2 separate regions of the Homo sapiens genome follow, and region 2 is linked to region 1. The links are chromatin contacts, found by Hi-C in ENCODE. All regions are on one chromosome and are shown on one strand. The core of a region is the stretch at or near the end of the contact, and the rest is flanking DNA. Distances in the headings are between cores, read along the strand shown.

The links. A loop is a pair of places that touch in the nucleus more often than their neighbours do.
Region 2: a map of OCI-LY7 shows a loop between it and region 1 (2.6-fold over the local background). The contact joins the promoter of OR2A14 here to the promoter of OR2F2 in region 1. A Hi-C loop is called at or near these places in 1 of 168 maps with a recorded cell type or tissue (OCI-LY7) and 1 of 37 single-sample maps with no recorded cell type.

Annotation. Positions count from the first base shown.
Region 1 is chr7:143,932,435-143,936,482 of GRCh38, forward strand. It overlaps OR2F2 (olfactory receptor family 2 subfamily F member 2), which reads left to right and starts at 2,799. Exons shown (of 1, transcript NM_001004685.1): 1 at 2,799-3,752. The coding sequence starts at 2,799. The coding sequence ends at 3,752. RefSeq lists an enhancer at 3,148-3,647.
Region 2 is chr7:144,121,278-144,125,325 of GRCh38, forward strand. OR2A14 (olfactory receptor family 2 subfamily A member 14) reads left to right here and starts at 1,899. Exons shown (of 2, transcript NM_001001659.3): 1 at 1,899-1,987.

The DNA.
Region 1 (4,048 bases), core at 1,549-4,048:
CCAGAATTTACCATTGCTTTTAATGTGTATCTTTCAGTAACTTATTTTAGCTGTAGTTGTTATTAGTAATTTTGTCTTTTAATACTTGTACTAGGGATATAATTGCTTTATACACCATCATTACAGTCCTAGAGTATTCTGAGTACGGCTCTGTTTTACTTATATTACTGAATTTTCTATTTTTGTAAGTTATATGTTATTAATTAGTAATATTTTGCTTCAGATTGAATAACTTTCTTTAATAATTCTTATAAGGCAGACCTAGTGGTGATGAGCTCCCTTAGCCTTTGTTTGTCTGGGAAAGTTTTTATTTCTTTTTTATTTCTGAAATGCAGGTATTTCTGGGTAAAGTATTTTTGATTGGCAAGTTTTTTACTTTCAGCATTTTGACTATATCATCCCAATCTTTCCTGGCCTGCAGGATTTCTGCTGAGAAATCGGCTAAGAGTTGTATTGAAACTCCTTTTTATGTGATGTGTTTCTTATCTCTTGATCCTCTTAGAATCCTTTTCTTTTTGTCTTTGAGTTTCAATAGTTTGATTATTATGTGTTTTGCTGAACTCCTTTTTGGGTTGAATTTGATTGGAGATCTTTGAACTTCTTGTGCCTGGATGTTGGTTTCTGTCTCCAGATTAGGGAATTTTTCAGCCATTATTTCTTTAAATATGGTTTTTGCCCCTTTTTCTCCTTCTCCTCCTTCTGCAACTCCTATTATATAAAGGATTGGTCTCCCATAATTCCTACAGGCTTTCTTCGTTCTTTTTCATTCTTTTGTCTGTTTGCCCCTCTGACTGGATAATTTCAAATGTTCTTTCAGCTCACTGATATTTCTTCTGCTTGAGTCTGCCATTGAAACTTTTAATTGAATTTTTCAATCCAGTCTTTTTATTCTTCATCTCTAGGATTTCTATTTGGTTCTTTTTTATTGTTTCTATTTATTTGTAAAACTCCTCATCTTGTTTGTGTATTTTTTTCCAAATTTTTTAAAATTTCTATTGGTACTTTTTTTTAACTTAAGAGGATTATTCTGAATTTTTTGTCACCCCATAAATCTCCATTTCTTTAGGGTCCATTATTAGCCCTTTATTAGTTTCTTTTGGAGGTGTCATAACTCCCCAGTGCTTTGTAATCCTTGTGTCTTTGCATTGTTATCTTTTCATTTGAAGAGATACCCCCTCCTTCTGGCCTTTACAGGTGTTCTTTGGCAGGGCTAGACCTATACTATTTAGTGTAGCCTGTAATTCTTCAAGGGCCAGCTGGTAATGGCCCTGGGCAAGCAAAGCTAACTGTGGATTTTCTACCTGCCTGGGATGCTGTCTTTGCTCTGATATTGGCTGGGGCTATTGACTGGGCCCTGCTGTCTGGCAAGACCACTGGCTGAGCTCTGTTATCACACAGAGCTACTGACTGCGTACTGCAATGGCTTCTGGTCAGACTAGTCACAGAATTTATTCCCTGGCTGGAAAATTATGCTTTCTGGGATTTGCAGTTGGGCAGGGCTGTAGGCTGAACTCCAAAGTTAGGAGAAGTTGCTGCTTAGAATGATTGAGGCCAGAGGCTACACTCAGAAAAACACAATTGATGGTTGCTTCCCTGTTAAGGTGGAGCTTCCTTGTAGGGTTTCTTCCCTTTAAGATGGGCTTTTGGCTGAATTGAGTTTGACTTCCCAGGTCAAACAGTTCTAGCCCTCATGCTTCTCTGAAAGGCATGTAGATGTCCTTGATGGGGCCTTTTAGCTGAGTAGAGCCATGGATTGACTTCCTGGGTTAAGCAGGTCTACCTCATGTGTGTTTCTGAAATGGGTGGAGGTGTGTATCTCCTTGTCTTGGCAGAGGTCACTGGTGTGGGCTCTGAGACTGGACATGGGGACTAGCTATCTAAGGCCTCAAGCTAGGTTGTACTTCCCACCATGCTTCTGAAGATGACCAGCTTAGCTTTGTAAATGAACTATGAAGTTGACTAGTGTCTCAGATTGGGCACCACAGCTAGCAAGAACACAGAGGTAATGCCATGATCTGTGTGCTGGTCACTAAGACCTCTGCCTCCTTTCTTTGTTTTTACTTGACACCAGGTAGTCTAGCTATGCTGTTACCCCCAGTGTTCTCCATGAGATAAGCCCAGAGTGGGATTTCTGAGAAGCATCTTGGAAAACTAGAGATGCTGAATGACTGCCTCTAGTTTTCCTTTCCTCCTGTAAAAACCATGGGCCCAGGAAAACCCTCTTTGTCTGGTGTTGTGTTGACTTTGGCAGGAGGCAAGGTGGCAGGGTTGAAGTGAAACTATGCTTCTTAGCCTTCTAATTCAATTTTCATTCCACGTACCTTGTGGTTGTCTCATGTTAGTGTCCAAGTAGTGGAGTTTTAAAAGAGATATTCTGGTCTGGGGATAGTTGCTAGTTGAATGTTCTGTGGAGAAGAGTAGAGCCTGGGACTTTCTATTCTTCCTTTTTGCTGACATCATCAGAAAACAAACTCCCTGCCCTGGATACTGAGGTAAGCTAGTAAAGAGGTAAAGCTTCCAAAAATTGCACTGCATTATCTACAGGCTTTAACTGGCTTATTTGAGTCCACATCATGTCCTTATGAAAGCACTACTGTCTCTCTAATGCAAAGTAAATATAGTGTATGTTGGAAACAAGCCTGTCATCTTGGCCTTGTGAATTATCTAAAATATTTGGCCAAGGCTGGAATGTCGTATACAGTATGCATTCCTAAGAAGTTATTCTTATGATTCTTTGATTCAACAGCTTCTGTTTTTTTCTGACTCTTTCTACAGATTAATATTCCTCACATTTTTAAATGGAAATAGATAACCAGACGTGGGTGAGAGAATTTATTCTCCTTGGCTTATCCAGTGACTGGTGCACTCAGATATCCCTGTTTTCCCTGTTCTTGGTCACATACCTCATGACAGTGCTGGGGAACTGTCTCATTGTCCTTCTGATCAGACTGGACAGCCGACTCCACACTCCCATGTATTTCTTTCTCACCAACCTCTCCCTTGTCGATGTCTCCTATGCCACAAGCGTAGTCCCCCAGCTGCTGGCACATTTTCTTGCAGAACATAAAGCCATCCCATTCCAGAGCTGTGCAGCCCAGTTATTTTTCTCCCTGGCCTTGGGTGGGATTGAGTTTGTTCTCCTGGCAGTGATGGCCTATGACCGCCATGTGGCTGTGTCTGACCGCCTGCGATACTCGGCCATCATGCATGGAGGGCTGTGTGCTAGGTTGGCCATCACATCCTGGGTCAGTGGCTCCATCAACTCTCTTGTGCAGACTGCTATCACCTTTCAGCTGCCCATGTGCACTAACAAGTTTATTGATCACATATCCTGTGAACTCCTAGCTGTGGTCAGGCTGGCTTGTGTGGACACCTCCTCCAATGAGGCTGCCATCATGGTGTCTAGCATTGTTCTTCTGATGACACCTTTCTGCCTGGTTCTGTTGTCCTACATCCGGATCATCTCCACCATCCTAAAGATCCAGTCCAGAGAAGGAAGAAAGAAAGCCTTCCACACGTGTGCCTCTCACCTCACGGTGGTTGCCCTGTGCTACGGCACAACGATTTTCACTTACATCCAGCCCCACTCTGGTCCCTCAGTCCTTCAAGAGAAGCTGATCTCTGTCTTCTATGCCATTGTTATGCCTCTGCTGAACCCTGTGATTTATAGTCTAAGGAATAAAGAGGTGAAGGGGGCCTGGCATAAACTATTAGAGAAATTCTCTGGGTTAACATCCAAGCTGGGAACTTGACTCATGAACATTACTTTAAGAAGAAGCTTTGCCTCATTTTTCTCCACCCAGCTCAGATATGGCAGGGATAAACTATGTTGCTCTGGCAACCGGGAAGGAGATGATGTAACATGTACTGGGGATGTTATGTAGGAGGCTGAGTGGTTGAGTTGGATGGGGTGTGGGATGTGGGGATAATTTTATATCCCAGCAGTATGATTAGTGGAGTTAGCTACTGCTGTAACAGAACCTTCCACAATTTCTCAATCTCCACTCTTATGTTCTGATAAAAACTGAAAAAAAGTACTACTTACTGT
Region 2 (4,048 bases), core at 649-3,148, 190 kb after region 1:
TCCTATTCAACATAGTGTTCAAAGTTCTGGCCAGGGCAATTAGGCAGGAGAAGGAAATAAAGGGTATTCAATTAGGAAAAGAGGAAGTCAAATTGTCCCTGTTTGCAGACGACATGATTGTATATCTAGAAAACCCCATTGTCTCAGCCCCAAATCTCCTTAAGCTGATAAGCAACTTCAGCAAAGTCTCAGGATACAAAATCAATGTACAAAAATCACAAGCTTTCTTATACACCAATAACAGACAAACAGAGAGCCAAATCATGAGAGCCATTCACAATTGCTTCAAAGAGAATAAAATACTTAGGAATCCAACTTACAAGGGATGTGAAGGACCTCTTCAAGGAGAACTACAAACCACTGCTCAATGAAATTAAAGAGGATACAAAGAAATGGAAGAACATTCCATGCTCATGGGTAGGAAGAATCAATATCGTGAAAATGGCCATACTGCCCAAGGTAATTTATAGATTCAATGCCATCCCCATCAAGCTACCAATGACTTTCTTCACAGAATCGGAAAAAAACTACTTTAAAGTTCATATGGAACCAAAAAAGAGCCCACCAAATGTTGGTGATCAAATTAATTTTCTGTGGTAACTTTTTAGAAAACGTTAATGATAAAAATACTGGGAGTAAAAAGCTATTTATGTACAACCTGAAAGCATGCTAAATGTAAATGTTATGTTCTATTTCACAAGGGAGACCAGTTTGGGTTGGATTGGTGAAGAGGGCTCCAAGAGTGCTTTGCAGAATCAGTATTAAGTATGAAGTCAAGTGGGTAGAACAGTTAAAATTGTCTTGAAATAAGGAATAAGAATTTCAAGACTGGGAGCTGCTAGGGGTAGTACTTGAATGAAGTAGAGTGTGTGCTTTGAAGAATAATGAGGTAAGTAGAGTAAGCCTCTATTGGTCACACAGATTATGTTAAAAGAAAAATAACTCCAATTATACTCCTCTTGGATATATCTTTTACTGTTCTCCATGATAGGTTAAATCTATTACTATTATTTTGAAGTGCTCCCTCCACCATAATTTAAGAATTAAACCTCTATTGAGATCTAGGTTAAGAAAAGACACTCAGAGGGTAAGAACTGGAAGGATTTTACAATCGTCAAACTTTATCACTTAGTGCAAAAAAAAAAAGGATAGAGAAAGAAAGAGTATGGCCATTTTATCTGTAGGCACTAACCCACAATAAGGAAATAAATATGTGGCTAAGAAATGCTTGAGATGGAAGGCACACTGAAGAAATTCAAGGAAGAAGATGAAGTATACCTGAACTACCAAGTCAATAATATTTGTGAGAAATTTGCAGTAGTTATTTTACAATGACGTTTTCTCCATTGAGAGAAAGCTATTTTTCTGAAGTGATGCTTTAACAGAATTCAGGGACCTCTAACCAGCAGAGACCAAGAGATCATTGGCTCTCCTCTAGGGAAACTAGGAATTAGAGAGTGGAACAATTTTAAGATTGATAGAATAAGTATTGAAAGAAATTAATTTAAGACATGATCTTGGTTTTTAAATCTTCTGTGCAAGAGTCTTGTCTTTTAACAGAAATCCTGTCCCTGTCCAATCCCAAGTAAACACACATAACACATCCCATGGGAATGCTGAAAGAACAAAATGAATAAACATGGGCAATGCCTTCACTGGTTTGCCTGCTAATAGGAAAGTAGCAAATATCTTTAATTGTCTCTGGAGAGATATGATTAGAAGTATTACCACTGGGTTCTGTTCTCTCAATTATTATTTTTCTCTGCAGGGAGTGAGTGTCTAGTCAAATGATGGTAGAAAAAGCCTGGCTTACACAACTAATTGTATCATAAAGTTCAGGAGAGCTTTGTATCTGGGCTTCACCTCCCAAGAAGGCCTCATTAGCGAGGAGAATCAATCCCAGTCTATCCATTCTGCCTTTCCTGTCTTTGAGGTTCCTAGCAAGCCCAAGGGTATGTTAGAAGAAAAGACCACAGATTATTGTACTGTAAGTAAATGTGGTGTATTTGCCTTGAGAAAGGGTTTACAGATGGAAATGGGAAAGGGGCAGTGAATGAAATCACTGGCTCCAGATAGTAGCGATGAAATGCCCGTGCTATGTGGTCTCCTTCTGCTTCTAAGTCTGTATTTATAGCTAGGGTCCTGAGGGGACCTCTAGGGGCCACCGTCTATCCCAGGATATGGCCATGTACCTCTGACCTTCTCGGCCCCTCCATCCATATCCCCTCATTACCCTGTGGCAGCTCCTGGCTTTGTCATCACTGTGCCATAGAAGAGGATCAGATAACCATCCCTATAGGGTATGATCTGGCTAAAGGGCTCCAATGATTGTCAGGGGCTATGCGGCTCAGGTGACTCTTTTTTACAAATAATGCTAATTTTAAAAACTGAAGTAGAGTTTGTAAGTGGTTTGCTTACCCAGGGATGTATCCTCCTTGCCCCTCTGCTAACTGCCTAGTCCTGCACATTCTCAGAAGCGTTGTGTCACCAGACAAGATCCCCTTCTCAGTTGTTCTGGATACAGGCACCATTCACTCACAGGGAAAAGCCAGTGCCTGTCAGGGTACAGGTTCTCTTTTTTTTTTCTGATTTTAGCAGAGGAACCATTGAGCACAGAACATGTCTCCTTATGATGACTGGATCCAGACATTCTCCTTAACGATGGTTCTCATATCCCTAATTATATATCTAAAAAACCTAAGTTCTTATGTGAGTTAATGCATTTAATCCTCACAACTATGTTATGAGACAGAATTTATTACCCCATTTTGTAGATTGGGAAACTGAGGCATGAAGAGGCACAGAGAAGTCATAAAGCTAGTATGCAGCAAAGCCAGGATCTGAACCCAGGCTGCAGGGCTCAGGAATCCATGCTTGTTCATTTGTTTTTAACACTAGGCTGCGGCCGGGTGCAGTGGCTCACGCCTGTAATCCCAACACTTTGGGAGGCCAAGGCAGGCAGATCACCTGAGGTCAGGAGTTTGAAACCAGCCTGACCAACACGGAGAAACCCCATCTCTAATAAAAATACAAAATTAGCCAGGCATGGTGGTGCATGCCTGTAATCCCAGCTACTTGGGGAGCTGAGGCAGGAGAATTGCTTGAACCTGGGAGGCGGAGGTTGCGGTGAGCCGAGATCTCACCATTGCACTCCAGCCTGGGCAACAAGAGCGAAACTCCGTCTCAAAAAAAAAAAAAAAAAAAACTAGGCTGCTCCCTAGGACTAAGCTCAGTGTCAAAGTATATTATTGGAGATGGCAAGTTATTTCTGAGTAATTGCAAAGATTTGACAAATCAGTGCTGCCTTACAACCCCACTGCTGGAGGCCCCAGGGCTCCCATTCTAAGACAATTTTCAATAGAAACTTTTCTTTTGTGTCAGTGCTAAACACCCTAAATACGCCCCCCTTTTCTTTCCAAAAAATTAATCCTCTCTCTATCATTGGGATATTTAGCATGGTGGGATTGACCTCTTACTATTACAGCCTGTATTTTTTTTTCTTCAGTAAGGGAGTGTGGTTACTTCAAAGGAGTCTTCCATTTCTTTAAATTGCTTTTTAATTTTAAAAATCAAAATATAGGAACATTTATATTAGGAAATCAAAGCAAAATGTGTGTCTTATATTTAAACTCAAAAACAGCCAAAAAGAAAAGCAAGATAAACGTGAAAGTGTTTGCAACACCATGATGATTGCACTGGATTTCCAATTCCTATGCTTTAATACTTCCCTCAATTTTACGATCTCTTTAATATCATTAGTAACAGCTGACATTTATTAAATTCCTATAATGTACCAGTGCGATGGTATTTCTTCTTCACATCAGTCCTTTTGGTATCTGTGGTCAACATTTTACATTTGACAATAATGAGCCTTAGAATACGTGACTCAAATGCGTCATGTTCATTGCTCAGAATCAAGACTGGAATAGTGTTCTGGCCAAGACTGTTACTCCTGTTGCTTTCATTCTTATTCAGAGACCATATTTTTTTCTGTCACTGCTAAATTTGCTTTGCTCTTTAAGAACAGAAAAATGTATCCATGCAGTTT